Regions from separate parts of the Mus musculus genome. Here region 2 is linked to region 1. A link is a loop called in an ENCODE intact Hi-C map of the cell type or tissue named here. Cell type or tissue: left cerebral cortex. All regions are shown on one strand. Links, peaks and the distances in the headings refer to the core of each region. The heading gives the core; the rest is flanking DNA.

Evidence for each region. Peaks named below come from ENCODE experiments on the same cell type or tissue, not always from the same donor. Only the 100,000 strongest peaks of a DNase experiment are listed, where the experiment ranks them.
Region 2: it touches region 1 in a loop (10-fold over the local background); 1 of 42 quality-filtered maps calls a loop at or near these places.

Annotation. Positions count from the first base shown.
Region 1 is chr13:41,597,572-41,609,856 of GRCm38, reverse strand. Tmem170b (transmembrane protein 170B) reads right to left here and starts at 3,975. Exons shown (of 3, transcript NM_001163572.2): 1 at 3,545-3,975. The coding sequence starts at 3,641. It overlaps Gm32184 (a long non-coding RNA gene), which reads left to right and starts at 3,781. Exons shown (of 3, transcript XR_382252.4): 1 at 3,781-4,298. In left cerebral cortex, for the core only: no CTCF peak of the experiment used is centred there; DNase peaks (open chromatin) are centred at 4,219 and 5,679; H3K4me3 peaks cover 1,065 bases; H3K27ac peaks cover 889 bases.
Region 2 is chr13:41,244,246-41,256,530 of GRCm38, reverse strand. Smim13 (small integral membrane protein 13) reads right to left here and starts at 6,687. Exons shown (of 2, transcript NM_001135577.2): 1 at 6,217-6,687. The coding sequence starts at 6,292. In left cerebral cortex, for the core only: a CTCF peak has its summit at 6,395; DNase peaks (open chromatin) are centred at 6,019, 6,815, 7,608, 8,081 and 2 more places; H3K4me3 peaks cover 3,414 bases; H3K27ac peaks cover 2,970 bases.

The sequences.
Region 1 (12,285 bases), core at 3,720-8,719:
TAGTATGGACTCCCACTTCAGAGTGAGGGGTGGGAATTTAGAATACAGTCATAGAAAAAGGTATTTGTGAATGAAGAAAGGAAACCATTCATCTCTCTAGTAGGCTAAAAAGGCCTATAACCTATTCAGGGCTAAACAAATGAAGGATCCTAAAACTTACACCCCAGTAAAAGGGGTAGACACACAGAAACTGTGGACAGCCGTCTTCTAGTGGCAGACACAGGATCTGAGAATGGCTGTTCTCAGACTCCTTGTAAGTGTCTCTAAAACAGAGAGCTATCAAACAGCTGATCATGTCTGAGAGGATTCCTAAGACAGGAAATACAGTGAACATGGGTCGGTAGCTTTTACAGAATGATAGCCACTCAAAAGGTTAGAAAGCATTGTTTTCTCAATAGTATCTCACATTTTCTAGCATCTTTTATTTACTGGACCAATTAGCCAACCATCATTCAAGATTCCAGTTTCTGTGGCTTTGGCTACCTGCTTCATCAACCACTTAAGAAATAGTAAATGGAAAATTCTAGGAACAAACAACTCATACATTTTAACTTGCTGGCCATTCAGACATCTTATGCTGTTCGACTCTGTCTCACTCAAAGCAAGAATCATTTCTGTCAAGGGTATACGGATTCATCTCACTTATCAGATAGATTGTTAGCTATCAGATAGCAGTGTGATACTTGTGTTCAAATAGCCCATTTACTTACTTAATAGCACCAGAGTGCAACAGTTGTGATACAGGGAATTTTATTACACTGCAGAGTTAAAAACATTTTGGCTTTATTGTGATATTGTTAAGCATCTTACTGCATCTAATAGAAACTAAACCCTATCATAGGTGTGTGTGTAATCAGGACTAGATGCTATCTGTAGTTTCAGGCAGTCCTGGGGTTAGGGGGGAAGGGGGGGGAAGAGAGAGAGAGAGATGGAGGGATATATTGGAATGTATGGGGCCCAGCTACTGGGGATACCTTTACATATCCTCAGGCTGGGACAGATATGTGCCAGGCTAATCTTAAGTATCATAAGACTTACTACCTCTCAGACCTGTCTGCCTTAAGTAGCTATGTGGGGCAGAAAGGATGGGCGTGGAACTGAGGGTGGGGACAGGGACAGGCTCTGGCCCTGCCTCTGATCAACATCGCTCACCACAGGCTGCTAAGAGTGACACAGAGACTCTAGTGCCTGCTCTAGGTTACTGCTTCCAGTTCTCCTCTGTTTACATTTATTCCTATCAAAGGAGCACATACATAAGACTGTTTTCCAAAGGTAGACCCCCTGCTTTTTAGGTAAAATCCTAAGAAAAGAATAATATCACACTTGCTCGTGTGTACAAAGAACAGAAGCAAGAGTTTATTTCCCTTTGATTTGGTATTTAACCCAGGTTCCTAATACCTAGACTTCTGTAATTCCTTCAGCTATAATCCAAGATAGCCTGCCTTGTTTTATACTATGCTTCTTTTTAGTATCTGTTTTACTTGCAAGTTTGCTATGATGCCAAATGTCTTCTGAATTAACAGAAAATGTAAAGATTTTTTTCATGTTAGCTACCAAACATAAGCTTGCTCTCTGCTTCAATGTCTGTAAAGTGAATATAAACAAGCTCTCAAAAACTGTTGAAAATATCAAATAAAGAAAAATGGAAACCAAAATTCAGCACAGAATACAAATGCATTCAGTGGGCACGTGCCTGCCTTCCAAGTCTGGGAGATGATTGTGTACAAAAGTTGCTTCAACACCCCATTGTACTTTAAGGGCACGTTTACTCCAGTGAACTACAACACAGCATCAGGTTTAAATCCTGCATTAGGTATTATTTCACAACCTCACTTTAATAAACATGGATTCAGCACTTATTATGTGCCAGATTATGCTAGGACTCATAATTTAGCAAGACAAAGACCTTACTCTCAAAACACATTCAAGCTAAAAGAGATAAAAATTATAATGTGATTAAAAACAGAAGTAGGTACAAAGAGCAGAAGTAGCAGGATGAAGCAAGAAATTCACCCTGTCTGATGGAGCAGAGGGCAAAGCTGAATGAAGAGCTGTACAGTGGTAACGGGAAGACACTCGGAGGCAGACTGGTTCGGAAGGCCCACTTGCTCACTATCTGGCTTAGGGCAGTTTAATTTGCCTGAATTGCTTTGTGTATATGCTTTGCAGAGTTGGAGTAATACTCAGTAAATGGTGAGCTTATTGTCTCCTCTTAGGAGCTGAATTTGCTTGCTTATTTTGGACAGGCTAAGCAGTACAGGCTAAGCAGTACATGGCACAGCAGACAGCATCTCTTGACTATCAAGCTACATACGAAACAGCTTCAGTGAGCCAAGCTGGTCATTAATACAGGCAATATATATCACTAAGTTTTTAATCATTGTACTTTAATAAACAATTCATGCTTTATAAATGTGAATCTGTGGGCAAATACGAACAAGGTCATAAGTAAAATAAAGGGATCTATCTTGAGATGATCTTTATGTAAATTTAACTTTTCAGAACTATAAAAATGCAACTAAGAAGACGCCTCTGCTGGCTCCAGGGTCTCCTTTACTGGTGTGGTTTTCATAAGTAAGGAATTAAGCAACCTGAAAATTTATCTGGGTGGTACGCAATGCCGTTATATTTTTCTCCTTGAACATATGAACCCTGTATCATGCCAGATTTTGCCTATAAGTATACTACATACTATTAATTTGCTATCACACAGATTTTGAAATAGTAACGTTCAATTGGAGTTAAGACATTTTAAAGAACTGAGTTTTTGTTTGGGGTTTTGGTTGTGGTTTCACAAAAGCAGCTACTCCGGAGTCAAACTGTTGACCCTACTGCTTTCCAGTCAATATTACTCTTTAGACGCTATTTTTAAAACTCGGAACTCAAAAGAGTTTAAGCACTTCCACACTGAGAAAACCAGAAGTTTCTTCACAAGCAAACCTGCATATGAAATCATATTATGTGTACTAATGCTTACTCTGACAACCTGATGCTATAACGTAGCTAAACCCCATTCCCAATCACATTGATTAATGAAGGGAAATACACAGAATTCTCCAATTTCACAAATACAGCAACTTGAAGCCAGGAGACAGCCAGACAAAAGGAAATAGCAGAGAAGACAACTGTTTCGACTGCTCTAGACCTTGGTCCAGCCCCTGACCCCGCTATTATCTACTTAGTCATATCTCTCTCTCTCTCTCAACAAATAAAGGAACGAACGGTCGGTCCACCGTGATCACGGTGAGCAGGCAATAGGAGTACTGCAATTGGTTTGACATCTGTCAGCAAGAAAAAGGGCTAAACCAGGAAAGAAAGACTAAAAAAGATCGAAACTGCAAGAAGCGGTGTATGTGCGTGCGCGCGCGCACGGGGAAAGGCGGGGGGGGGGGGGGGGGTTAATGACAGAAACATGAACTGTGATCCAGTCGGGGCACTGGCGCGACTCGCGCGTGCTCCAGCGGCCCGCACCGGGCCGGGTTTGCGGACGCCCCGAACACCCGTGGAGTGGGTCCCCCACCGCTCCCTCCGCCCGGCGCATTACCCGTGAGGTTCCTCAGCACCGTGCCATGGGCCCAGAGGCTCAGGACCTGCTGCACCGACAGGTTGATCATCGAGTGGTCGGCGCCCTCCGCCCTCATCGTCCCCGCGGGGCGGCAGCGGGGCGCTCCGGGGGGCGCCGCTCGGCGGGTGTCGCAGGCAGCGTCCTCCCCGCCGGGGAGACATCGAGGAGCGCTGGCGGGCGAGGCCTGGGGCCGCGGGAGGGACCGCCGCTCCCGCTCAGGGCCCGCGTCGCGCCGCGGGGGCCCGCCACGCCACGAGGCCCGGGTCACGCCGTGAGGCCCGCGCGGAGCGGCAGCCGGCAGGGGCAGGCCGCGAGACGAGGCTCATCGCGGGGACGCGCGACGAGGCAGCGGCGCCCGGCCGCGGCACCTGCCGCCCGCCTGCCGCTCGGCCTTTGGGTAGCCAACACTCGAGGAGCCGCCCCCTCCGCCCGCGACCGCCCCGGGGCGCGCGCATGCGCGTGTCCGCTCCTCGGCCCCGCCTCCCCGGGGGTGAGCGGCTGCGCACGCGCACTGCCTCCCCCCCGCTCCTCGCGCGCGCGCGCGCGCCGCCCTAGGCACCCGGGAGCTCAGGCTGTCGTCGGCTCCCAGCGTCCGCCCGCAGTGGGGCGGAGGGAGCGCCACCTACGTCACTGGCGCCACCGCTGGGTCTCGCCGCTCATTGGCTGCTCCGAGGGAACAGACTCCAAGCCCCTCGCCCCCTCCTGACTGCGCGCCCCCGGAAACCTGAAACCGGTGAGCTGGGCGGGGATGAGAGAGCTGTGTATAGGTCCCGGGAGCTGCCAGGATTTTTGGAGCCTGCGCTTCGCTGCTCCAGATCCTTCCCTCTCCGTGAGGGCGTCTGCGAGCAACTTTTTGCAAAGGTGTAAATGCTCAAGATTTCATTTGTAGGGTTGTCTGAGAGTGCGTCCAGTGACCTGGATACGCCCCTCCCTTTGCTAAATCTACTAAAACAGAAATAGATCCTCTTTGTCATTTCAGCCAGTCTTCTGGCCGGCCAGCAGTAAAATACGAACTCCCCTTAGCTGCAGGATCTGAAACCACTTATTGACGCAGGGCCCCGTAGGTGTCCGAATGAATCCTCCTGGCCAAGGCTGGCTCTAGCGCTTCTTCCAGATAGGACTCTTTTCATCTAAAATTGTGAATCTCCCCAGCACTTAAACTAACTCAGCTTCGTCTCCCTGTCCTTCAAATCCAAGGTCAGCCTCAGAAGCATCTTAACTCCAGTTATGCTAGTTACAGTCTTCCTTGATGTTTGAAACCTTTTAACTTGAAATTAAAAAAAAAAAAATCGTGTTTGCATAAAAAACGTTAGTGCTCCTCACCCCATCCCCCTCGCCCAATTCCATCTTTTTCCAAATACTCTGCTGCTAAAGTTTACAGAAGGAAGTGAAGAAAGAATAGCTAAGCCAATCAAGTGTTTTTGCCCAGTAACTGAAGATTCGAATTGCCTAAATATTGTTGCTTTTGGTGAGCACCTTAAAAATGACAATAATGTATATGCAGGTTTATATTTATGCATGTTTTTGTTTTGCTCCCACAATATAGAAAAAAGTTTGGGCGTCATTAAGAGGAACCGTACTAAAACCTACTATGGTGTAGGGTTCAATGGCTGAATTAAATGTCAATTCAGGAGTATAGACTATCAGACATAAATGAGTTTAACATCAAATTCATTTTAGATAAAGAAGGGGCTTCATTTCTTTCTTTGTTGTTGTTGTTGTTGTTGTTGTTCTTCTTCTTCTTCTTCTTCTTCTTCTTCTTCTTCTTCTTCTTCTCCTATTTTTTTAAATTCTTCCTGGCAGCCATAGTATATGTCCTATCTTTCTAGTCTGAATTAAAGTTCAGAATGGGAAGTTAACCTCATGGTGCTGCGAAGGGATTTAACATTATTAGGTAACATGAGCACATTCACTGACAGATATAGCCAAGCCTCCGAAGGACATGTTAAACTCTCCTGTCGTCAGCTTACAAAATGAACCAGAAAACCTGCTTAACTAGCCAAAGAAGAGATGTTTGTAACAACCGCAGAAAATCACTCATGCTAATGGAGGGCTGTGGTTGCACCAACTACACAGAGGTCCCTTTTGTATCAGCAACACCCATCCTACTACTAGGCTGCCAGGAAAAACTGCTGCCCTAGGCAGAAGCAGTTGCAGGATCAGCTAGAGTCTATCAAGGGCTGTATAGCAAACAGTACAGGGCAAGCTGTTTGAAGCTCCCTTCCTAAGGCATCCATGGATTGTTCCAGATACTTGGTGCTGGTAGAGCGGCTGCTTGGCTGGCAGTCCTTTTGCTCAAGGCTGACAGAGATACAAGGGAGAGTCAACACCTGCCAAATGGTCAAACTAACCCATCCCCAACATCTTTATTAGTAGATGAATATTGGAAAGAGAGCCCATAATTTAAGAAATTACCATTAACAGTAATGGTGTTCATAATGTGTTTTAGCAGTATGTTGATAGTAGTTAACAGCTGCCTATCGCCTGATGGACAGATAGGCCCTCCTCATCTGCCTCACACACATGAGCCTGCCCACACAAGAGTCTTTACCCCAGCAAATGTTTACTGCTTATGTAACCTCAGGAAGATTATGTAAGGCTTCTAACTCTGTTGTTGTGAGTTTTTGTAACTTTCTTGTGAGTCCCTCTACATCCGTCCAAGGAGAAGCGTTCCCGTCTAAAGGAAAATCCTATACGACGACGTTTGAGGTTGGCTCTATGATTGTTTCCGATACTATCACTGCAACTGATAAAACATTTCGGTTGAGAATCTATTGTCCATTCACTCCAAACAATCTAAGATTCGAACATCCCCACTTCCTCATAACTGTTTCCTGCTTTCCCGATCATAGCGCAGCGGATTGAATATTTTGTCACTCGTAAAACCTAAGTGTCTGGTTCTAGCCCTAGTTTGACTGCATTAGCTAATGTGAACACTTAACTACAATGGGTTAGTAATCACTAAGTTTCAGTTTCACTACTTGTACATCTTAATATTTCCTTATCTACTTCAGTTTTTATATATATTCATGTATTTCATATGTCACTCACTGTAGAGAACATATTACATTATACTTACATTTCATTGCAATATTTCTTGAGTTATTTTGAGGATCAGAGCACTTAACACGTAGGTGTTTACGCATTCAGAATGGAATCTGGATCTATAGATAACATGAGGTGCTAGGGTTTTTTTTGTTTTGTTTTGTTTTGTTTTTTATTGCTGTCACATTTAAATATGGCTACTTTTTGAAACCAGATGAAAATTGCTGCCCTGTAAATATTTCTTCTAAAGAACAAGCAAAAGGAACTTGTGAAGGAGTCTCCTGAAAGGAAAGCATCTACTTATGTTTTCCTACTTTGAAAATTATAACTGGAGTCCTGTGGCTCAAAACTCTTCTAAGAAGGGCCCTCCCTCCCTCCACTGCACCCCAGCTACTCACTGTTCCTCAGCCAAACTCACTTACAGGCCTTTATGAATCATTCCCAATTTCTCACCAGGTGAAGTAACATCAACTCTAGCTGTGAAGAATGAGAAAAAAATCGACATATTTAAACATCATTTTTATTTTTTGTAATTTCCTTCCCTGTCCTGTGAAAAGCGTGGGTCTGACCTCAAAAATGTACAATAGACCTGAATAACATGAACAGCAGCATAGACCGTGCTGTGTACTGACTGCTTGTATCTCTCCAGATTGATGGACCTCCCAAATTATTATGAGGTCTTGACATGGATGGGATTGATGACCCTATTAGAAAAGATGAGAGAGAAGCTTTCTCATCCTTGTAATGCATCAGCAAGATGCTTCTCTGCAAAGGAAAGGTCCCACAATAAACACGGAGTCTGGTGGCACCCTTATGTGCATCTCCCAGCCTCCAGAACGATGGGAAATACATTAAACAACCCGCTTGTAGCATTTGTTTCAGCCAGTCACGCCCCCTAAGGCAGAGACCGCTGCCCACCTAGCAGAGTAGAGGAGCCACGGAGGGGGGGGGGTCATGGAAAAGCTCTAAGTGTCAGTGTGAAGGCTCTGAAATCACAACCGGCAGAAGACCCAGCCTGACAAAACCTCATTGACTGTTTGCTTTGAAAACAAAAGGTTGGGAGCTGGAGAGTTTGTTCAGCAGGCAGGTAAAGCACTCGCTACTCTTGTGCAGAAAGGGAGTGCTGTCTCCCAGCACCCACATCAGAGGGCTTGAAACTGCCAGGAACTGCAGAGGGGGGATCCTGTGGCCTCTGAGGGCACTTGCCCACAGACCTGCATATAGTTAAATAATAAGTCTTCAAACAACAAGTTACTATTCCTTCCACAAATAGAATACAGAAGAAAATCAGTACCAAGAAGCGAGGCTATTAGAGTGCAAACTTGACCATGTAGTTCTTGGGCATTTGGAGCAGGCGTTGGGGAGGGATGTGAAAGAGTTTGGAAATATGAACTAGAAAAGCCCTCCAGTGTTGTGGGCAATGCTTAATGGTCCTTCTGGTGGGCGTTCAGAAGAATGTCAGCAGATGTGGACAGGAAGGAGGTGTGGGTGGGATAGGGTGGAGGGTGGGGAGGGGAGATCATAGGTGAGGGAGGACTCTGTCAAGAATCAGGCTAGATAGCGTTACTGTTATATCCTGGTAGAGAATCACACTCTGCCAGTGCCCTGAGAACTTGAGTGTGGCTAAATTCAAAAGTGATGGACTCATTTGTTTGGCAGAGGGAAATTCAAGACAGGAGAGGATTCAGGCTATGGCATGGTGGCTGTTAACTGCTCTCATCCAGGTCTGAGTGAGAGAGAGACAAATGGAACAAAAAGATATGAAAACTGTGTGGTTGGCCAGGGAAGGTAGCCTGGCAGGAAAGATTCAAGGTGATGGGAAATTACTGAGACCCCTAACAAAAGAAAGCCCTCTGGCAGTAAGGCCAACATGGAAAACTCAAATTCATATGAAAGGAATGAGCCGAGGCTGGTAACCCACTGAGGGGACTCCTTGCTCAAAACAACCACCTAGAAAAAATGTTTCACCAGGCTCCACACACAGAGGAAATGAAACTGTGGTTCAAGAGGGTGCTGGGCTACATCTAGGGCTGACAACCGAGCATGGTAGCTTTGACCTCTTGGTACAGTTTTTCAGACAAGAAACATGTGAAAGTAAGGGCATTACAGAGGCTTGTACCAAGAAAGCTGTACTAGAAAGCTGTACCAAGAGGCTTGTAGTAGAAAGCTGAAAGCCGGCAGTGTGTGGCATGGTCAGATGCCATACAAGAAGTCTGCAAGAGGACACTGCATGAAGCTGTGAAAGAGAAAAGTAATGGTTAATGGGGGCCCGGTATGGATATTGCGGGTGTCTACCAAGGAGAGTTACAATCATGGAAGTGAAGCCAGCCTCAGAGACAGGCTAGTACAGTACAAGCCACAAAGCTGCAAAGTCAGGGCTGGCCTCGTTATTGGAACCCAAATGATGCTACTAAGAGCCCTAGATACAGGACATCTGCATCTTCATAGAAGACAACAGGCAAGTCTGAGTGTGTGTGAGTGTGTGTGTGTGCGCACACACAGAGAGAGAGAGAGAGAGAGAGAGAGAGAGAGAGAGAGAGAGAGCATCTTTTGCTACTATGTGGATTCTTTTTCTACCCTTCTCCATCATTTTAACCCCCTAACACTAGATAAGAAAGAAAATAGAATAGAGGGGAATATATATAAACACACACATACATACACACATATATATGCTTAGTAAATATATTGAACATATATATGGGTATATACTCATAATCTATATATCTATACTCAATAACACATAATTGTATCTATCTATTTTCCATAAATGCTGAGGTGATTAAAAACTATGAAAAGACAAACATCTGGCATTTGCCCTTATGAAAGCAAGAAATTGAAGCTGCCTTATGTCCACAGCCTTACAATCTAATCTCAGGTTTGAGACATGACTAAATCAACTAGAAAGAAAAATCTATTCCCTCCCTAAGTATCTCCGTCTTTCCTAATTATGAAAGGAATGGAAGACAATGGGATTTTAACATCCCATTAGCCAATACGTGTTGAGAAATTCACTGAGCTAGGCAGTGGGTGATTGTCACCTCTTAGTTTGCCAAGAACTCTATGACCAACGGCTTGCACAACAAAATGTCACTTCCTCCTTGCAACCAGAGAACATTTCAAATACTCAAGAGTCTGGCTGTCAAGGGAACCTCCCATTTTATGGTCTGCTTCCTTAGAGTTGTCTTGTATTTCTAAGTTTAAATGGAGTACAAAGTTAAACTTTTGTTTGTTTTTGCCGAAATAGGGTTTCTCTGTGTAGCCTGGATGTCCCAGAACTCGCTCTGTAGACCAGGCTGGCCTCAAACTCAGAGATTTGGCTGTCTCTGCCTCCTGAGTGCTGGGATTAAACCCCTGTGCCACCACTGCCTGGTTTACAGTGTAATATTCTATTGTCAACTATGGCACTCAAATTGCAGTAGGGGGTAAATAAGGTCTTTCTTTAATTTACTCTGGAGTAAAGATAAGGCATGGTCAAAAAAGTGGTCTTAGTCCACTTTAGTCTCACAGCTTAAAGGATAGATTCCATGTCAAATGTTCTTTAGAAATTAAGAAGAAAAAGAAGATTTCAAAGTGACTTTTGAAAAACCGATGGGAATGTTCTAGTTACACTCTGCCATTGTTACTTTTTTAAAGTCTCCCTTCTCCCAGGAACTTCTGCGACAGTTATTTTAAAGAGGAACAGTTTTTATAGCCTCTGCCCTTTTCTCATTTTCCTTTCTTTCTGGACACTATGTGAGGAGTTTGCTTATTCCTTTCTACCCTTGGCAAAAACCTTGCAACGCCTGCATGCCAGTGTCTAAATTATGAGAAATGAAAGGTAAATTCATAAAATTAGATCAGTCATTTATTTTGAACTCGCTGTGTAGAACACAATTAAAATTTCACCCCAGATCTTTTGGTTTTTTTTTCCTGAGTGTTTCAGACAAGGTAGTTAGAGCTGTTCACACATCTGGAAGGGAACAATGTACTGAATATACTGTGTAGTTTCACAAAGTTACATTGAAAGAAATCTTGTCTGGATTTAAGTCATTGAGAATTTAAGTCAACATTGATTTCTCACTTAAAATCAGAGTCTCTTCTTTCATATGCAGATACCTAAAATTGACTTTAAGAAAATTGGCCTTCTTGTGAAAGCTGTGTTCAGTGGGGCTAATGTCTGTAATTTGAGGGTGAGTCTACTGTTCTGAAATGTTGAAGTGTGGTGTCACACCAAATAAGTGGCCTACCTAGAGAATGCTTTTTTTGATCTGAAATGGTGCATGTCTTCATAGGTAAGGCATTTGTCATCTGTATTTAAACGCGCAGTGATTATTTAGTGATTATAACAGACCCTGTGCTAGACACTTTTCAGTGTGATATTTTTCACTCTTTTGTTGAGAAAGCATTACCTCCAGTTTAAGAATGAGGTGGCTGAATGTATTGAGGTTCTGGGACTGCCACGACAAAATGCCACAAACTCGCGGCTCTAAAGAACTTTTTTTTCTTTTTCTTGTAGGCCTAAAGGGAAGAGCCCTGTTCCTTTGAAAACGCTAGGGCAGGATGAGAGCCACATCTTCCCTTCATTTCTGCTATTCCCAGCACCCCTAGGGGCTCCCTGGTTTGCTGCTTCACAACCCCTGATTCTGCTCCCATCATTACAGGCATAGGTATCTTCCTTATGTCTCTTGCCACTTCTTACAAAGACACCAGCATCACACTGCATTACAGCTCCACCTTGTTATAGTATGAACTCATATTGATCCCTTAGAGCTGCAGTACCCTCAGTCCAAAATAAGATCACATACCAAGCTGGTGGGAAAGGCATGAATGGGGAAAGATAATCAGCCTTATAGTGGGTAAGCCTCTGCAAATTAAGTTGTCCGGGTGTAACATAGCTAGGAAGAGTGGCGGTCAGAGCCTTTGTGCGTAGTGACGTCATCATTCTGAGCATATTTACAAGTCCATCACCTTCCGTCTTTCCTCTCCTTGATTTTCAATCCCAGGTCATAATGGAAACTCTTCTAAATGTGATCTTCTTCCTAATTCAACTCTTTGGCTCCCCATCTGTTTTGTTCCCTTAATTCTTTGTCAATCCTGAGTGTCACCTCCCAATCTTGTCTCTATCAACACTAGCTCAGCTCACTTGTCCAAGGCCAGACTACAGCGCATCTCAACAACATTTCTCCATCCCTCTCTTCACATCCCATCTCCAGAGTCTCCATTTTCTTGGATCCAGTTGAACTTTCCTTGCTGTTAACTATTTATTTTTGTAAATAGCATGCATTTCTCGCCAGTACTTGCCCCTAAGCCTTGATCCCATGCATGCAGACTTTGTAGACATGAAGTTCCACTGTCTTCCTTAGCTATTCACGTTTGAAACCAGATCTTCTCTCTTGAATGATCTCCCATCCTTTCTCACATCTGCGCTGTTTTGAGAAAGTCTTCATGGGTGAAGGATGAAGCTTGTCTGGCTTCAGCCTCCACTCACCCATATTACCTCACCCTAATTTCTACCATCTCACTCCATGGTTCAGCAGTTCCTGGAAATAATCTGTCACCCATGCTTTCACCCATAAATAAGCTAAACAAACTCAGTGGTTACACATTGGACTCAGCAGAATCCATTCTTTGATCTGTTGTTAAGAGCACTGCTTCCTTTTCCAGAGGTCATGAAATCAATTCCCGGCAACCAC
Region 2 (12,285 bases), core at 3,661-8,660, 350 kb after region 1:
TAAGTATATTTCACTGAACAGGAGTTACCAGTGAGGCAATCCTGGCTTATACCAGGATTAACACTTAACAATTATTATTGGAATTCAGTGATTAGCAGAGGGATTTTCCTTCATCCTTCAGATGAGGACCTACTATGCTAGGTGCCAGCCATTACCCTAGGATCTACAGACCGTGAACAATGCAACTTAAGTCTCCGACATCACGGTGCTCAGACTCTAACTGAAAATGTTAAGTAATAACCAGACTGCCATTGTTCCTACTAATCCTCTGAACAAACCGGATTGGAAATTAGTCACTTTTGCCTAATCTGCATGTCCTGAAGCCGAAGCTAAACTATACACCAGACCTTTCTTGAGAGCCACAAGTAAAGAGATGTCAAGAAATCAATATTAGAAAACAGCCCAGTCTCCAAAAGGCCAATTTCAACTGGCTTACCTCAGACAGACACACAGGCAAACACACACACACACACTCCTACGTACCACTGGAGTAAGCTGCTACTAACCAGTTTTTTCCCAAGTGTTCTGTCCTCTCCACCTTACAAGGCAATGAACAACCTGCTGTCTATACTTCCTGTCTAGAAAAACCAACATTTGTTGCTAATGTCATCATAAGATACTTTGTAGAATAAATACTTGATTCTAGAACAAAAAGTAAAGTTGATGAGGGAGCACCCACCACCACATCCACCACCACCACCACCACCACCTCGTCTGCTAGGCACACCACTGAACTACATTCTTCCAGCCCTCTGCTAAGTCTTTCTAAGGGAGCTGCACTGACTCACTGTCTCAGCGGGACAGGTCAGTCAGGAAGCCACACCATAGCCATACTTTAGATACTGGAAGATACCAGCAAGACCAGAATTGTAAATTCACTGGAGATTACAATCCCCCCAGCCTCCAGATGTAGTCTCTGGGGGTGAGGGACTTAGACAGAGATACAAACGGAGAAAAGAATCTCGTGGGGCCACCTCCGTAAAGCTTCTGGGTAGGAATGCACGTGACTGGCATGGGCTCCTGAGACTCCTAAGCACACTGTTTCCATCACCTCAAGCGGGGCTGAGTTCTCCAGTGCAGGTGCCTAAATCCACCCTTAATAAATGATCAGTCATTTTTAAAAATATATTTAAAAAAAAGCCTCGTATGGATGGAAAGAGATGAGGGACTTCATAAGGTAGCCGGTGTGAACTAAAGCCAACAAAGATGACCCCCTGTGCAGGAATGCAGGTGAGACCCTGGACTTGAACCCCCGGTGGCCATCTGTTCACATACACACAGACTGAATGTCTAGCTTCAGACAAACCAGGATATTTCTTATGAACGACCCTCCTAGCCCAGAACTTGGGCTCTTTGTGATTCCCAACTATATGGCTCTGACCAGCTTACAGAGCTGCTGTCATGTGGAACTGGTCTTAGCCCTCAGATCCAACTGCCATGGACCTGTGGTAGCTTCAAAGCCAGGACTTGTGTTTTTCAGGATAGATTCTCTAAAAGCTCATTAAGCCTTTCTATTTCAGAGAATCTCCACACTCGATATTGACTTAATCTCACCATAAACTTAAAAGCAGAGAGGGGTATGCCAGTTAGACACAAAATACATTCAAGAAACACAGAAAAAAGGTAGAGAAGAGAAAAAACAACTGGCTAAAGTCTACTCTCACAGGAGGTAAATTTATAATATCCAAGTAGGAAATAAGAGAATTCCACAAATGTTGATACTCTCAAAGAATAGATCTCTACATTAACAACAGAGGGTGTGCGTCAAATAGACACTAAGTTCTTACCAAATCACTGTGCATGGGTAAGCCTACAGCTAACAGAGAACCCATGGGTGCTGTTGCTTTCTTGGGTTGGTTGTTTGCTTGAAACAGGTCTCTCTATGTGTAGCCCTGGCTGTCCTGGAACTCACTCTTTGGACCAGGCTGGCCTCGAACTCAGAGCTCCACCTGCCTCTGCCTCCCAAGTGCTGAGATTAAAGGCATGCGCTTCCACACAGCCAGTTAAAAACCTATTGTTTTAATTACCTCACCCTTAAATATGAACATATGAAAGACATCTAGAGCAAAGCTCTCTCTAGATGTCCAAGAAAAGAGTCCAGGGTAAAAGCCTGGGCTCAATGCCCAGTAGTGAAGGCGAAAATAAATAAATAAATAAATAAATAACCAGAGCAAGGGGAATAGGAAATCAGGAAATGATCACTTCTCTAGAAGAAAATACTCCAAAAATGATGGGGGGGGGGGGCGGTTTCTCAGTTGGGTGTGTCCAGAAAAAAATGAATGAAGTCAAAAGGAAGCAAGGCACGTCCTGACATTTCAGTACACCAGTGATGTGAAGGCTATGGGGAGGCACCTGGATCAAGAAACCGAGCAAAGAGGGAAACCAAGTCACCCGCGCAGAGAGGGAAATGGAGCTGCATGGAACTTCTCAAGATTAGCCCTAGAAGCTGGAAAAAAAAAAAAAAAAAAAAAGCAATCATTTTAAAACTCTAGCTAAAAGCAATTTGCAATCTCAGATATACTCAGCATATTGATCAAATATCAGGGCTGAAAATCAAGACTTTTTAAACTTGTAGCTCAAAACACTTTTTTTTTCTATGTATCTTTTCTTAGAAAGCTCGTGCCTACAAAGGAAGAAAGTATAAGACAAGGAGGAGAGATCCCGGACAGGCCAACAGAGAAAGCAGTGCTTACTGTGTGAGGACCCACGGCTGCTGAGGAGGAAACATGGCTTTGGGGATGGTGGGAGCAAGCGATGGACTGAACAGATGGGAACTATTTCTCCTGCCTGTGTAGATTCTGGAGGTACACACAGGAAGGCAATTCTAGGGCTTAGGGATGCAGCTCACGGGTAGGGCACTGGCCTGGAGTGTGTTACAACCCCCAGCTAACCGAGTGTCACAATTATAGAATCAGTTGTAGCAATGAAGGGCATCAAGCCATACACAAGTAAATAAGTCTAGGATAGAAATATAACACAGGCCAAAGGAACTTTGGCTTTTAAAACGTTGAAAAACTGAACAAAGTATTTTATTAAAATGACCTGGGTAGCTGGGGGCGGAGCGGGGGTGGGGGTGGCACACTCCTTTAATCCTAGCATTTGGAAGGCAGAGGACAGTGGATCTCTATGAGTTTGAGGGCAACCTGGTCTACAGAGTGAGAGTTCCGGGACAGTCCAGGCTATACAGTGAGACCTTGTTTGGGGGGTGGGGGTGTGTTGGGGGGGAGGGGAATGATTGTCAGCCACTGGGGACATGAAAGTGCTTCTCAGCAGAAACCTCCATTAGAAAGGGCTATGATCACTCATTCAGTAAGATGGAAGCCACCCATGTTACCCACGGCGACAACAGGCAGCTTCAGTGACTGATATAGGCAGGACACACTTTAAGAAAAAAAGCCAATATATACAGAAGGAAACCCTCCCTAGGAAATTTGAAATTTAGAATTCACTGTGTGAAACAGCTTGTCAGCATTCTCCAGCAAGCTCCATTTTGATACCTTGGGGCCGACTTGGTGACAGATTACAATCCAGTGTCCAGTGAGCACTAAACAAAAAGCTGCCAGAATTGGGTGAGATCAGAAAACAGGAGACCTGGCCCAATGGGCAGAGACTGCAGAGCTGAACTCTCTGTGTTGGTTTAACAAAATCTGCTAAATAAGACCGGGTGTGGTAGCGCACGCCTTTAATTCCAGTCCTTTGGGAGGCAGAGGCAGGCGAATTTCTGAGTTCGAAGCCAGCCTGGTCTACAGAGTGAGTTCCAGGACAGCCAGGGCTACACAGAGAAACCCTGTCTCGAAAAAAACCAAAAAAAAAAAAAAAGTTGGTAAGAAAAAATGTGTTTATACTTTTTTTTTTTTTTTGAAAATTATCAAAGCATTAACTAGTTTCTCAAAAGAGTCAATGACCACAGAAAGGTAAGAATTATTTAAGGGCATATGCCTGAATCACTCAGCTATAGGCTGTCCTCCAGCATGTATTACAGATCCTAATTCCCAATGTGACTGTCTGGAAAGGACATAAGGTCACAAGGGCCAGGGCCCTGACCCAGTGACTGGTATCAGGTACACACTGCGGGAAGACCCTATGAAAGTACCAGGAGGTGACGGCCATCTACACGCCAAGGAGATGCCCTTAAAGCCCTTCACGCCTCCAGCACTGTGAGAGTAAATAGCTGAGGGAGAAGCAAGGCAGTCTGGGATTCTGCAATGGAGCCCCCAGCAAACTAACACGGCACCCCAGGTCCCAGGTCAGGTCTGCCCCTTCCCCCTCCTCTTCAACCTTCAGCCACCTTCTAGTCAGAACAAAAGGGCTGCCCTACCCTGTCATTAGTTTCCCAACAAGGAACAGTATTTGGACTACGTGATAAAGCTGTTAGTTTTAAAGGTATCAGACCTTGCCTCTCGCTCAGGTTTCCTGAAGCTAATGACACTTAGAAAAACTAGCAAAACTAAGCAGCCCGCCGGCCAGTGAAAGGTAAGAAAGCAACCAGGGACTTAAAATGTCTCAGAGCAAGTTTGATAAGTGTTGTGTCCAAGATGTAGTATGGCTTGTATGTCACACTCTCACACTCTCATTCCGAGTAGAAAGGGTGACACACGCCTTTACCCCTGTGTCCAACTAACGCTCAAGGGTTTGTTTATTCTTATTTCAAGGCCCTTGAGCTGGGGGCGTGGATTGCCTAGCCTGCAGGAAGCTTGAAGTTCCATCCTAGCATTGAATAAACTGGGTGTAGCCCTCTATGGATCAGCAACTCAAGATCCTCCGCCTCCTCCATACAGCAAGTTCAATGCCAACCTGGTGGGGCTCCCACCTCAAAAAAAAAAATGCAAACAACAATTAATGATATCACCCTTTTCACACATTAGAAACTGGGGAGATGTTATTTCATTTTTTTATGTCATGAAAAAAAAAAGAGAAAAAATTGGCCATCGTATTTCAGGGTTTCTCTGTATAACCCTGGCTGTCCTGGAACTCACTCTGTAGACCAGGCTGGCCTTGAACTCAGAAATCCTCCTGCCTTTGCCTCCCAAGTGCTGGGATTAAAGGCGTGCGCCACCACAGCTGGGCAAAACTGGCCATCTTTAATCCTAGGGTTTGGAAGGCTGAGGCAGTTGGACCTCCATGAGTTCAAGAACAGCCTGGTCTACATGGTGAACTCCAGGCCAGCCAAGGCTACGTAGTGAGACCCCGATTTTAAAAAGGATTCTTTAGATCTAGAACCACTAGAATTAGCCAAAAATGTTAGAGTTGGGACTAGCTCTGTATGTAGTTCAACATGTGCTGAGCATATGTGAAGCCTTCGGTTCAGTCAGCATTACTGACAAAATTTAAATACACATATAGGTGTCTAAATATGTAAGTGCATATCTTTCCAAATATAGCTACTGGACTGAGCATTAACTATGTAAGAATAAGCTTTACAGTATTTATAAAATTTTAACCCAATACTCCATCACTTCAAACCCATACTTGGTCTTCTAAATACCAGTGCTTACTGTCATTTATTTGAAATACTCTCCAAACTCTCACAATTGTTCAGTCTCCTGGCTGAGACCTGTGGTTATCAGCTATGTGCATAACGAATTAAGAGGGATGGAAAACACGCCATGAGAACAGTTTAACGTTCCTTCCCTCCTGGGAAGAGAAGTACACAGCAGCAGACCAAACAGCCCCAGGACAGCAGAACCAAGATAAGGTTCCCTGACCCTGGAAGTTTATTACCGCCAGTGGTGTTTTTTTTTTTTTTTTTTTTTTTTTTTTTTTTTTTTGGCTCTGCCCATTATCAAGTAGGCTGGGAATTTGGTTAAAGCCTGAACTTGGAAGTAAACAAACAGCTTCACGTGCGCTGGAAACCCAAAAGGTGATGAAATCTCTCACTAGGTTCAGAACATCCAAATAAAAAGATGAAACCGATCACTGCTCCTTCGAATACAGGCCACGGTGAAAGATCTGGGTAGGCTGTGGCATTATGGCAACCAAGGACAAACCTGCCGGGGAAGCAGAAACGTGCTTCTACCTCGAGTCAGGATGCCAGACCTGAAGGTTCGCTGAGCCTGAAGGTTCGTGATGCCCGGGCGACCTGCCCTGAGCAAGAGGCATGACTCCTCTAAACTCGGTCTTGGGAGCCCGGTGGCCACCGAGACCACCGAGGTGATCACCGTGGACACTTGTCCACGCGAGCTTTCCCGACCGCCCCCGGCGTTACCCCCCACTCACCGCACACCATCAGCAACAGGACGATCAGCAGCGTGGCCACGAACACCAGCAGGGTCAGCCCCACGTTGTGCCACATTTTGAGAGCTGGGGGGTGGGCGCGGGCTCAGCGGCGGGCGGCAGAGCGGCGGGGCGGCATGGACCGCGGGTGCCCGAGGGCAGCGCCCCCAGGGGGCGGAACTTGGCGGTGCGGGGGCGGGCCGCGACGGGACCGGCCCTCAGACCTGCCCCCGGCCGGGGCGACCGAGTCGCTGGTGGAGCGGGCCTTGGGACGCCACTACCGCCTCCTCATCGCTCCGGGGAGCCGGAGCCACGGCGAGCGGAGAGGCCGGCGACGGACGGACGCGCTGCCATGGCGGACGTCGAGGCGGGGAAAGAGTGATCTGGAGGTGGCGCGGCGAACGCCAGGCCCTGGCTGCAGCTCACTCGAGGTCCCCCTCCTCCCTCGGAGACGCCAGATGTCAACCACTCCCCGAGGCCGCTGCAGCTGCTCCTCCGCTCCCCGCCCCCTCCCCCGCGGTAGCTCATCACCAAGCACCCACTCCGCAGCGACTCAGCCGCTGCGCGAGGCCTGCTGGGTAATGTAGTGCAAAGATCGGCGAGAGCTCCAGGTCTCCGCCCAGCAACGAACTACCACTCCCAGGAGTCAACGCTGCTCCGGCTTCTCCTTGCTCTCCTTTCCCGTCCCCTGTGCCTTTGGTGTTCTTGAGCCGCCACCTCCAACTTAGAGACTGCTGATTCTTGTTCTCAAGACTGTGCGTCGGACTGTCTCCCTGCCGAGGTGCCAGTTACATTTCAGCCGTTAATTCAAATACAAAATTGGTTTTAGTGAGCAAAAGGGAAAAGAGGATGGCTGTTGCCTGAAAAACAGGTTGTACTTGAACCCAACCTATTGCTCCCGGCAAAGGTTAGTTACTTGTGAGGAAATAAGTCCCCTGACGTCAGAATCTGGAAAGCCTTCCCCCTCCCCCAGCAACAGATGTTGTGTTGTGTTTTCACAGATAGTACGCTTCAGAAGTAACTGGTGAGTGACTTAGAGACATCTGTGCTCTTAATTCACCTACCTGTTTAGCAAGTTTCGTTCTGTTGTCTCCTTTAATTCAAGCAACATCTGGCCAACAGCCAAAGGTTTTGCCACATTTGCTTGAACTAACTTCTGAAAAACAAGGTATTTATCTCAAGTCCTTTTTTTCTATTTGAAATTAAAACTCCCAGTTCTGCCACATCTGTTAACGCAAGAGGTGATCAGCCCTTTCCTCCCTGAGAAATCAAGGCTTTCGCCTTCCACTGCAACTCTGTGCTAGCCATTCCCAGATGCCCTACTGTGTAAACTGCTTTCCAGCTAAGACGCAGCATAAAAATACATCAAGGCATTACTGGCTTTGCGCAAGATTTAATATACAGTTCCTGTGGAGAGAGTTGAGCTCGATGCAATAAATTTAGAAATCAACTTATTCATTTTTAGCAGATGATCCAACTCACTTGCATAACGGAGCACGTTTGATTTACAATCTGGTTGAAAGGAATACATTTGAATAGATCTAGTTCAAAAGAAATCAGGAAGAATCCAGACCTTTTTACCTTCTCTTTCATTCACATACAACAAACACTTCTGTGTGCTCTGGACTTCTTTGAGGTGCCAAGGATAAAGCCATGGCAGGGGCTGGTGAGATGGCACTGACTGCCCTTTCCGAAGGTCCTGAGTTCAAATCCTAGCAACCACATGATGGCTCATGACCATCCGTAATGAGATCCGATGTCCTCTTCTGTCAGAAGACAGCTAGAGTGTACTTATGTATAATAATAAATAAATCTTTAAAAAAAAGTCATGGCAATACAGACAATAACATAAATAGGGGTGTGCAAGGATTGCAAATCCCCAATGAAAATAAGTAAAGCACTGTGGCGAACATGGGGGTGTTGAGATTGTAGTCATCGAGAAAGAACTTCCTGAGGAAGTAACATCTGATCTGAGTCCTGAGTGAAAAATCCAACCATGGAAAGACCTACAGGAAGAGCGTCTACATAGGAAGAGCGGTGTGTGCAGCCCCCAAGAGCCAGATAAACTTGACCTCCCTTCCAACCCCTCAAGTCTGATGTGCATTTGACTCACCAAAAGGAACTCAAACTACAAATGCCCATCTCTTATCCCCACAGAGTGAATGCCAGTCTTCAGGGCAAGGAGCAGGCAAAGTAGATTTTTGTAAAGCTCCCAAGTGGATTATAATGTATCCTCCAAAACTGTGGCTCGCAAAGAATAATCTCAGATGTGCAGGATGCTCTGGGCACGTGTCAGAACTACCCTGGAACTATTGAATCAAGGTTTGGATGAGAGCAGTCGTCTCTGGCTTGGTGAAAAGTGGGAAGATGTAGGACACATTAAATCATTAGGATTAGTGTGGATGGACGAGAGGTAAAGAGTGAAGGAAACAGAAATCTAAACTGACTTGAAAAGGCTGGATCTGTGCCGCCATAATTAGCAGCACTTAGAAGGAGGGTCAGAAGTTCAAGGCCAGCCCTGTCTACACGGTGAAGTCAAGACTAGCTTAGACTGTGTACTGCCTAGTTTTGTGTCAACTTGACACAACCTGGAGTTATCACAGAGAAAGGAGCTTCAATTGAGGAAATGCCTCCATGAGATACAACTGTAAGGCATTTTCTCAATTAGTGATCAAGGGGGAAGGGCCCCTTGTGGGTGGTGCCATCCCTGGGCTGGTAGTCTTGGGTTCTATAAGAGAGCAGGCTGAGCAAGCCAGGGGAAGCAAGCCGGTAAGAAACATCCTTCCATGGCCTCTGCATCAGCTCCTGCTTCCTGGCATGCTTGAGTTCCAGTCCTGACTTCCTTTGGTGATCAACAGCAATGTAGAAAGTGTAAGCTGAATAAACCCTTTCCTCCCCACTGCTTCTTGGTCATGATGTTTGTGCAGGAATAGAAACCCTGACTAAGACAGACTGTATGACACCATATCTCAGAGAGAGAGAGAGAGAGAGAGAAGGAGGAGGAGGAGAGGAAAGGAAGGAAGGAAGACTCGTGGAGAAAAGGGAATCCTTACACACTAATGAAAATGTAAATTTGTACAGTGATTATGGGAAAACCACATGCAGGCTCCTCAAAATACTAAGATTAGACATACCACATGACCCAGTAATTTTATTGCTGGGTATATATCCAAAGGAAATGAATCAATATGCTGAAGAGACATCTGTGCCACCAGCTTCATTACAGCAATAGTTGACAGTAGCCAAGATGGAGAACCAAACTAACAGAGTGAGTAAAGAAATGGTGGCTGAATGGAACACAGTGCATCCTACTTGCAATAAAGAACAAAATCAAATCGTTTGCAAAAACAGAGGTGAACTTAGAGGATAGTGCATTAACTGAAATAAGTCAGCCAGACAAACACACCATGATTTCATCCTAAAAGTGTTGGTCTTGTAGGAGGAGAGAATGGAGCCCACCCTCTCCCCTTTAGAGGAAGCTGGTGGATACAGGGAACTGGGAGAAGAGAGGTATTGGTCAAAAGTGAGATATTACAGTTAGGTAAGTTCAAGAAACCTGTTGTGTGAATGGTACTCACCATAACAATACATTATATTTTGTGAAAAATGGGGAGGATAGTGAATTTTAACTAGGATAACTCTGAGCCTGGAGAGACAGAAACACTCTTAAAAATGAATTCTACACTGCTTTTGCAGAGGACCCAAATTCAGTTCCCAGTACCATTCACTATAACTCCAGCTCATAGGAATCTGATGCCCTCTTCACAGACACACGTCTACACATTTTTTTTTCATCTTTAAAAACTATTGTGAAACAGCATGTTTTTATTATATATATAATAAAATGACTTATTTGTCATTTTATATGTATATATAAACAAATAAGTCAAAACCTCATGCTGTACATATTAAATAATGATACAATATCACCTGTCATTTAAACCCCCCAAGTTTCTAACCCGAGATTCTGGGTGAATGATGGCTAAATTTCCTGCCATAGATGCTTTAAGAACCCCTATCTTTACAGCTGTGGGGCTTTCCTATCTGTAAGCCCAGACCATGGAAAGTGAGGCAGCAGGGATCAAGAACTCAAGGACAGTCTTGGACACATCAAAACTAAAGGAGCCCTCCAGCCTAAAACCAGAGCCATAGGCTTCAAGAAACCCAACAGAATTGGAGAGAACAGCCAGGGGCCTCAGAGAGGTGTGGAAGTATCATGACAGGCTAGGAAAGACGAGGGAGAGAAGCAGGCTCTGTCTATGCACCCGTGCGAATTGTCAGCATCCCTGCTAGATTCAGACTTGCTGCTGGGGCTGTTTTAAGGTTGCCCATAACCTCTCGCCCATTGTTCTGTAAGCAAACCTAACAACAAACTCATTGATTCCCCAGAGTAAACTCCCACAAGACCGGTCCCTCAGTCTGTGGGTTTGCTGGAGGAGGTGGAGAACATGTTATTTATGCCTCTCTCAGGGGAGAAATTTTAGCAGCAGGTGTGATCTCACTCCTACTTGGAACTCGATGTGGTCAACCACATAAAAATTAGGAGTAGAAGAGATGTGACCTGAGACTGGGGATTGATCCTACTGGGGATGGGAGACTGTAAACCAGTGGGTCAATCAGTACAAGTTGGCAGCCTTGTCTCTTCACCTGCATATACCGCATCCATCTCTAAACAGTGCACCCAGCAGCCTCAGAACTTCCTCACACCCTACCTGCATCAGACTATACACACCCCTCTGTGTATGTTTTTACACCCCTAAAAACAATCAAATTTGTGTGGTTTCTATTAGTGGGTATTCCCGATGTATCAGGGTAGAAACATTGAAAAGGCTGATCCAGTTTGAACTGTTTTGGGGTGCATGCCCAGTAAGGCAAAACCGTTTCAACGAGTGAACTTTTAGGGAGCCTCTCCTATTGAGTATCTGTGCTTATGTATAATTACTTAGATGAGCATATAATTAAAATCAGATGCAATGCTGGGAAAGGCCATGCTCAATAGGAAAAAAAAAGTGTTACCTGTCAATCAAAACAGAGAAACACTCTCACCACCCTCTTTAATAACTAAATATCCCTCCAGGCAGTGGTGGCACATACCTTTAATCCTAGCACTTGGGAGGCAGAAGCAGGTAGATTTCTGAGTTCAAGGCCAGCCTGATCTACAGAATGAGTTCCAGGACAGCCAAGGCTACAGAGAGAAACCCTGTCTCGAAAAAAATAAAAAAAGAAGAATATAACTAAATATCTCTTGAGCCCTATAAAAAGAAAGTCCCAAACAGTAATTAAAGACTTAAGTGCCCTCAGTCATGTGGCCCTCTGTCAAACTTGACAGTGTGTCCCTCTTTAACATGTATTATCACGTAGCTCTGAAAGACTTGTCTTGCTACTTTGCAATCTGCGTGAGCCCTTCGTTCCAGTTCTCTGCACAAAAGGCCAGTTCCCTCTAAATGTGTTGTGGCTGTGCTTTTTGTAAAGGTAGACTACACAGATAAGGGCCATCCTGTAGTTGGACACAATTTAAAAATATAAATGAATCTCCCTGCCAATATCAAACAGCCAACAAGATAAGGAGGAACAGCTGGGCCACAACCGGGAAGAAAATAGAAATAGAAATGGGAGAAGAAGTGCTCTGGGTTGGGGAGAGGGGACCTCTGCATGCTGAGCAATGCTGTCCCCAGCTCCTCCACGAGGAGGCCAAGCGGGCATCTGGGCTAGGACACTGGAGACTGGAAGGCAAGAGGGCTGAGACAGCAAAGGGCAGTGGTACAGGAAGAAAGGCACCAAAAATAACCCCGCAACCTGGGTCGGCTTTGTCTGATCCTGTGACCTAGAAACGTTCACATTCTGAAATTGGATTAAGGAAATCCTGGCTTAGTAGAACCCTGAGGCCTGAGAGACATAAACCAAGAAGCAGTTGTCCTAGACCTCAAATTACTTCTATAAATAACTTCCAACATGATTTCCTGCACACACTCAAATTTGGGCTCTGTGTGTGTGTGTGTGTGTGTGTGTATTTAAAGACAGGGTCTTATGTAGCACACTTAAAAGCTAGCTTTGAACTCAAGATCCTACTGC